2 separate regions of the Mus musculus genome follow, and region 1 is linked to region 2. A link is a contact called in ENCODE Hi-C or POLR2A ChIA-PET data. All regions are on one chromosome and are shown on one strand. Each heading gives the region's core, a stretch centred on a gene start or an enhancer-like site at or near the end of the contact. The rest is flanking DNA. Distances are from core to core; before and after follow the strand shown.

Evidence for each region. Hi-C counts contacts between places; a loop is a spot of excess contacts on that map. ChIA-PET counts read pairs that join two places held with the same protein, here RNA polymerase II (POLR2A).
Region 1: a loop to region 2 is called in a map of heart, with 9 times the contacts of the local background. The contact joins the promoter of Phtf2 here to the enhancer-like site in region 2. A Hi-C loop is called at or near these places in 4 of 37 maps with a recorded cell type or tissue (Patski and heart). POLR2A ChIA-PET finds 5 or more read pairs at or near these places in 1 of 5 experiments (Patski).

Annotation. Positions count from the first base shown.
Region 1 is chr5:20,879,832-20,883,829 of GRCm38, forward strand. Phtf2 (putative homeodomain transcription factor 2) reads right to left here and starts at 2,293. Exons shown (of 18, transcript NM_172992.3): 1 at 2,125-2,293. Tmem60 (transmembrane protein 60) reads left to right here and starts at 2,622. Exons shown (of 2, transcript NM_177601.3): 1 at 2,622-2,824.
Region 2 is chr5:20,700,719-20,704,527 of GRCm38, forward strand. Magi2 (membrane associated guanylate kinase, WW and PDZ domain containing 2) reads left to right here. Exons shown (of 23, transcript NM_001170746.1): 23 at 1,352-3,809. The coding sequence ends at 1,408. Among named protein-coding and RNA genes, the nearest start is that of Gm52763, 21 kb to the left of the region's middle. Within about 2 kb of position 1,338, at least 1 of the 3 ENCODE cell types and tissues checked has a DNase peak (open chromatin) inside an H3K27ac peak, as active enhancers do; it is heart, where a contact is called at or near this core.

The DNA.
Region 1 (3,998 bases), core at 1,043-3,542, 180 kb after region 2:
CCTTTGTTTAAGTATCGCTCCTCTTAAACCGCTGACTCCTGCCTGGCAGTCCTGGGCGGTGGTGGCGCATGCCCTTAATCCCAGCACTTGGGAGGCAGAGGCAGACATATTTCTGAGTTCGAGGCCAGCCAGGTCTACAAAGTGAGTGCCAGGACAACCAGGGCTACACAGAGAAACCCTGTCTCGAAAACCAAAAAAAAAAAAAAAAAAAAAAAAAACAAACCCGCTGACTCCTAAGAAGAGTGACAGTGATTGACTTCGTCCCTACATCTTTAACAACACTCAAAATTGCGTTTACACAGTGATCTGAAAGTGTTTCAAGAGAAAGAGCTTGGACTCAGCTTATCACCCCGCAACACTGTTGTCTATTAGTCTCTTTCTACCAAGTCTACTCCCATTTAACTGTAGTCCAAAAGCATACTTGAAATGTAGTCCTTGTAATTAAATTGGTTACAAGTGAATCTATCAACTTATTACCATTAAAATCTCGAACCATTAGTTAACTAAATCTTAGTTGTAATAATAGAGAATAGTAATTACTCATTGGATTATGTGACATAATATAATATATAAATAATCCAACTAATTTATGATCTTCATTTTTTTCAACATACTAACATAAATTCTCTTAGTGACGATATATGCATTACATATTCCCTACAATTATACATAAACTGAACAAGCCAAAAAGGTTTCCACTTAAAAACTGTTCAGGTCATCTTTATTTTTAGCATCAACTCTCCAGTGCCAATTTGACCTTTAAAATATTTAACTCTTGCAAGCTTGGCTATGCAAGACTGCCCACACAGTTAGATGCACTTGAAATAAATACATTTTTATGATCTACTACAATATACTAAAACTCAGAATCCTCGCCACCCAACATTAGATAGTTCTGATACTATCTAATGCATTCAACTGCTTCCCTGTGCAGGAGGCAGACTACTTCCAAAGAGGGAAAAACTTAAGAAATTTCCTGGAACCACCTTGTTTTCTGGTTCCAGACATGGCTCAGTCTACCCGGACCTCCTGATTTCTTTCCTCTGGGGTCTAGAGTCTGAATCATAAAACTCACAGAAACACCCGTTTCTTTCCCTTTTAATCTATAGCCTGTACACCAAACCTAAGTTAGGACTTGAGCTAAAGTGCACGTGGAAGTCCAGTGTTAGGAAAAACGATTTACAAAAGTACCTAGCAAATTCATAATCACTTAAAATCAAAGACTCGGAAAAAGAAAAAAGGCAAGAAACGCTTAAAAATGTTTGATGAAAGCAATAAAAAATTACTAAAGTATTACACGTAAAGTAACATCAAAGTAAGCAACGTCTACCACTGACAAAACAATTGTAAATTGCATACCTAATTTACATACACCCAAGTATGTAAAACCCACAAGGAAGATTAATTGCTCCACATTGTACTTTCCCAGTAGCACATGTTAATACAGTCCCCAGGTGTTCTCCGGACAAAAATAAAATGGTTAACAAAATGATTCCTGAAGTTTAACAAGGCAGTGATGAGTTAGAAAGCACAATACCAGAACAATACTAGAACGCTGGCTGTCAACACGAGGCGGAAACAAGGTGAAGCATGCCTATGGACCACTGCATTGTTTGCAGACCTGAAATGCCCTGCCAAGGCCCACGCGCGAGACTCGGGTAGCCGCCCCTCCGCGGTCGCTGTAGGAGCCGCAACTCCCGTGCGCCGGAGCTGCGGGAGCAGCAGCTGCCCTTCCGCGCGGGCAGTGCCTGCACGCAGGGCGACCGCTCCGCGAGCCCGCGCGCGCCTCGGGCCGCTAGAGGACCTCGCGTGGGCCCCGGCCCGGCCACCCGCCGCCCCCACACGCCCTCTGGGGACCGCGCGACCCCAAGCCAGAGGAGCGCAGGGGCGCGCGCGCCCACACCGCGCCGAGCTCCGGCCCGCAGCCGCCGCGCCCCGGCGAAGGGAGGGGGCCGCGGCCGAGCGGGGCCCGCAGGTGCCCGTGGCAGGGGGCGCCACGGCGACCACGAAGCCCGCGCCCCCATCCCGCCCGCCGCTCCGCCGCCCGGTCCGCACAGCCCTGGGATCCTGTCAGAGTGCGGCGACCTCCACATGGCCCGCCGAGCATGGAGCTGTGGCGCCTACCGTAGCCGCCGGCGCCGCGCCGCTGGGAAGCGGCTAGGAGACGCGCAGAGTCGCGAAGGCTAGTGCCGCCGCTGGAGCCCAAAGAGCTACAGCCCCGCCGCCGGCGGCGCGCTGCCTCCACCCTCGCGCCGCTCGCGCCGCCCGCACCGCGCTCCGCCTCCCGGGACGCCCCGCCTCCTCCGCGGCTCCTCGCATGACCACGGAGTCTGCGCCGCAGCCCGCAGGTTACGGGACCGGGCGAGAGGGGTGGGAGGGTCCCGGCGAGCGAGGGCGGGCCCGACGGCGGGCGTGATCGGAAAACTGACTTTTCTACCAACCTATAGGACTAAGGGGCGGGCCCAGGGGGCGCGGTCATTGCCTCCCTTTTTTATCGCTCTAAAACGGAGGGCAGTCAGTTACTGGCGGCCAAATGAACCAATAAACAAGAAAAACGGGCCCGTGAGCGCCGAACGCCGTTCGCTCTGCTCTCCGGGATAGGCCAAGGGCGGCGGGAACAGCCCCGGATGTGGGCGGAACCTTGAGGTGCGGAGGGCCTCAGCTGCGGCTGTTTGGAGAGGCGGAACTATGTCTTCTCCTTAATTATCATGTGAGGGCCTAAGAATTTAATGGGGGGAAAAGTGTGGAAGAGGATTAGGATCCAAACTGGCGGATTTCCCGACCTTCGCTGCCCTCTCGGCTCTCCGGCCAGCCGCTCTACCAGGTGAGTCGGGAGCTCGGCCCTTGTCCTGTCCGTGCTGCCTCCGGGTGACCTCACCCCTTCATGCTGCGTGCGGGCGCGTTTGCACGACGGCTATGGGATGCGTCTTGCAAAAAACGCATTAAATTCCAGCATGAGTTTGGGAGAGTCCAGATATTCCCGCGAAACCACCATGGGCATTTCCAAACCAAAGACCAGGATAGTTTAGCAGGATCCTCACGTTCCAGGGCAGATGAGCCCTAAAGTCAACCAAGTTGTAAGCAGCGAGGCCACTTATTTTGAGAAGGAAATTGTGAGCTGGTTAAACAGAGCTGTCTTCGGGTAAGGAGAGTTCATTTATAAGTATTAAGAGTAGCGGGAGAAGGGAAATGGAATGGTATGGGAAGGACCTTGGATGAGTCTACTACGCACAACTAATTACTAGATGCAGGTGTGTATTTCCATGTGTGGGGAAAGAAACTCTGAAGGTTTCAACAATGGATCCGGAATCATACGGGCAAAAAAAAACAAAAACAAAAAAACACCTTCTGTGTACAGATATAACCACCTTAAGTGAGAAATATCTATTGAGCAAATCTTAGCCTTGGACCAACACATAGAGAGAAAATGGTGGTAAAAACCAAATAAATTCTATTAAAACAGTATGTCTTTGTAAAATTGGAACCTTGTATTACCACTGTAGTTCAGCGTATGTAATCCTTAAACGTCAGTTAAATGTCAGGAAGGTCATCTCCATTGTTGAGAATACTTTTCTACAACCGAGTTTTGTTTCCACCCACAATTATAAACTTGTAACCGCAATAAGCTTAGGCCCTGGCCTCCTTTCACCTCTTGTCCTAAAATGCCTATAGTCATTGCACTCGACTTGGCACTTGTTCCTGAAGGGGGTGGGGATGGGGGAGAAAAAAGTTTGTATTATCCTGTACCATATAGAAAAGTTGTGTTTAAGGATATTAATAATCACAAAACTTTGTTAAAGGTTCTTTAAATTGACCAAATCAGAGGTTAGGACTGAGCAAACATAATTCACAGGATTAAAAACACACAGTTAATTAAGCAGTCTGCCCACATCTCCACCTCTGCTTCCAAACTTAATCTCATTCCATTATATTCTATTTTTTGTAAAAGACTGGTACAGAAAATTGCCTTCCGTGACTTAACCTAATGTGAGCAGTTC
Region 2 (3,809 bases), core at 88-2,587:
AAGGTAACCAAGGATACTTGGTTTCCAAACTGAAAAGATTCATGGACATCAGTTTATGGAGAGAAGGAAGATAAGGCTGTACTCAGAGTGACCTATTCAGATCTCACAGCAAAGGACAAAGTGTGTGCAACTACTCTGATAGTTTAAAGGTGGCCAGAACTGTTGGGGAAGAGAGCAACTCCACTGTCCTCTTCCTGTCCTCGTCTAAGTCACCATCAGAAGAAGTACCATATACACATCTCAACTTTAAAACAAAGCAGGCTCCTGGTATTCATGAGCTGGGCGGACTCAAGATCACTAACCTTACCACCTACTAGTGGAAAAGAATCAACAGCCACCCAGAACTCAATATAAATGTGGCTTCTTTGTGTCCCACTCATATACTAATTCCTTAGAGAAAATAACATTCTGAGAATTATAAAACTTAAGATCTTTTCAAAGGTCATGAGACATTTTCCTCACAAATATCAAGGGTTCCTGTATTGAATTTCCCTGCTTGATTTTGCCTTGGGGTAAGAAAATTCCAGGGAAATGTTATTGCTGGTGGTCATAACTAACTCACTGAATCCAACACATCTGCCCCCTACTTGGTTTCCGGCCAGTGTTTTGTTTTATGTTATATATACTTTTTTGGAAAGTCAACATAGTTGCTTGGAAGGCAACAGAGTAAATCCTCAATGGCCTTAAAGCTAGGCTTTCTAGAATCAGTCCCGTTTATCTTAGTCTAGGAGCCATCCATGTTAAAACTACAAAAAAAAAAAAAAAAAAAAATCAAAGACAATGATTTTCTTTTCGGGCAAGAAAGCAATGATAGTTTTCAGATGAATCAATCCAAATCCCAAGGTTATTAGGCAATTGCTGAGAACTATGCTTTGAGCGACACCTAACGGCTGAGAAAATCACACACCCAACTCCTTTGAGGAGGACTCAGATCCATCCCAAGAATCGCAGAAGGCCTGCTAAAAACAGAGGAGCACCTGGTCTCTATACTGCTGGGACCTGCTGGGCTGGGTCGCTGGGCAACTTGTATTTCCACAGTGAGGTCTGAGAACCGGTGATTTATTGCCAAGTCAGTGGCCATGCTAGGCGTGACCCCAGAAATTAAGAGCAGACTGAGGCAAAGGGATTAGGCCCGAGCTGTGCCTTGAACTCTTGAGCGATGGCTGCCCGGGACGGGTGGGGGACGGAACCCCGGGGTGCGGCTGGCTGCCCTCTGGGCAGTTGAGGGATGTGGCGGGGCCCTTGAGAGCAGCCGCCTGGCTGCCAGCCCGGGTCCCCGGCATGGGGGTGGGGGAGTTAGCTGGAGCGCGGGGACGCGGCGCGCCCTAACGCCTGTGCTTCCTGTCCACAGACGAACCCCACGCCTGGAGTGCTGCCGCTGCCGCCGCCCCAGGCCTGCCGGAAGTAGGCGTCTCCCTCGAAGACATCCTCTCTCCATTCTCTCCATCACATCCAGCCCCACCCTCCGACCCTTCCCACCAGATAGGCCCAGACCCAACTTGGGATATCCAAAGGGAACACGACGTTAGGAAACCAAAGGAGCTTTCGGCCGGCGGCCAGAAGAAGCAGCGCCTGGGGGAGCAGAGGGAGCGCTCGGCGAGCCCGCAGCGCAGTGCGCGGCCCAGGCTGGAGGAGGTGCCCGGCGGCCAGGGGCGGCCCGAGGCCGGCAGGCCCGCCTCGGAGGCGGCCGACGGGAAGGAGGCGCTGCGCGGCCGGCGTGAGGGCCTCGGGGCCGCGGGCGCGCGGGAGGCCGAGGCCAAGGTGGGTGTGCGCTCGGGGGCCCGACCCGCAGCGCGGCCCACGGGGGGCGGCCCAGCGCGCAAGGCGACGATGGCGCCGGGGCCCTGGAAGGTGCCGGGCTCCGACAAGCTGCCGGGCGCCCTGCAGCCTGGCGCCTCGGCCGCGGGCAGATGAGCCCCAAGGCGAGGGGCCCCCGCCCGCCTCCACGCAGGCCGATCTTCCTGGGTTCCGTCTCACGGCGTTTTAATTTATTTCCACTGTCACACGCATAGATCTATACGAGGCGCCGAAGCCCGGGAGCGCCGGCGTGCGACGCGCGTAGGCGGCACGGCACGGTGTGCGCGCAGGCAGACCTAAACTGATCCTAAAGCCCCCGGTTCCATGGTGGGAGCTTTGGCAGCTACGGAAGAACCAAAATCACGCAAACATCACAGAGAGACAGTGCAGTGTAGCTTTAGATTCAAAAAGAGAAAAAGAAAAAAGTTCCCCCCACTGCATGAAGGATTTGGATGTCATCCAAACTTTATATCAAGAAACTGGACAAGTTCAGAGCAATCACAAACTGGAATATCGCCTTAAAAAAAAATCAAACTGCACGGAGCAAGCGGAAACTGAGACAAGATTATATCTTTTAATTGATCTAAAGTGTTGTAAATAAATCGTTCTTGACATATCTAGACAGGGGATAAAGGGTTTCTTTGAAACATCCAGAACTGTTCTCCCATGCTACGTTTCCATGGCTCCCCCTTCAGCATCCACCAACGGTATTAGCAGCAGCGTCCCCTGCCTACTGCAGGATGAGTTAGAAACCTAGTGAATTCATTGGTGTGATGCCTTTTTTACTGCCATTTCTGTGGTCAAGTCACATTTCTGTACATTTTCAGTAGTAGGGAAAAAAGGTTTTAAAAATTGTATCCTAGGGAGCAGTTTGCCGTAAGTCAGAATTTTGCAGGTTAGCTCGTAGATCCTAATTGGTTGCCTCTAAAATAATGAGTTTGATAATCAAAAGACCATAATCTGTTTAATCGAGATTGACAACGCTGCAGTTCCTTCCTGAAAAGGCTTCCTGTCATCCCAGGCACTCAGAGATACGTAGCTGCTCTGTTAGCAATCTTCTATTTTACCTATTTGATTGTCTTATTTTAAAGCTCTTCATTTGCACTTTGACAAAGTATTTGTCCTATATTTCTCAAATTAGAATCTCTAATATTGAAAGCATTATGATAACTAATTTATTTTCATTAAAGAACATAAGTCCTTTGGCATTCCTTTCTGCTTTCCTTATTTGATCTCCTTTTTGTTTCCACCTGTAGCTTTTCGCCTCCAATTTGCTAATGCTTTTTGTTACACTAACAATCTATAGATGCACCTTTATGTCCCCGGGTTACCATCGCAGGTCAGCGATTGTCCCTGCAGTAAAAACTGTCAAACGTTAACATTAGTCAGCTATCCATTGGTATTTATTGTAGCTGCACATATTTAAAGACAAAATGTCTGAAGGCATTTTGTCATGAATATGTTTTGTATAACTGAGGCTTCAACTCTTCAGATATTCTGCTCCTTACACAAGTACTTGTTGAGTAAGAGGGAAGCCGGGTCCATCACGCCAGGTCACATGTAACTGCTGTCTCAATGAGTCTTCCCACTCTCTGGACACTACCTAGTTTAATTTCCATCGTACATAAAGATAGTTGTTCCACAAGCAAATATGGTCAGAAGCCTCAAGTGAAGGGTATTGCAGCTTGTAAAAGTAATTTCCAAAATGAAACACATTCATCATAAACAAAGCACAAACACGTGTAGCGGTTTATACTTTCGGTTTAATCTCAATTTGTCTTTTTCCCCTGGACTAGAAATCCAGTATAGTTTGCCATTAATTTATTGACTCTGGGTTTGGACCATGCTCTGTAGTGTAGCTGCACGTACGTCCTGGTACTGTGTCCTCTGACCTTTACGTTCCATAGGCTTCAGAAGGACAACCGTGGAGATCACCCTTGCATAAACTCTAATTTGCACACTTCACAGCTACTACCCGTGCAGCAATTGCTTTATGCGGCTGTAATCCATAA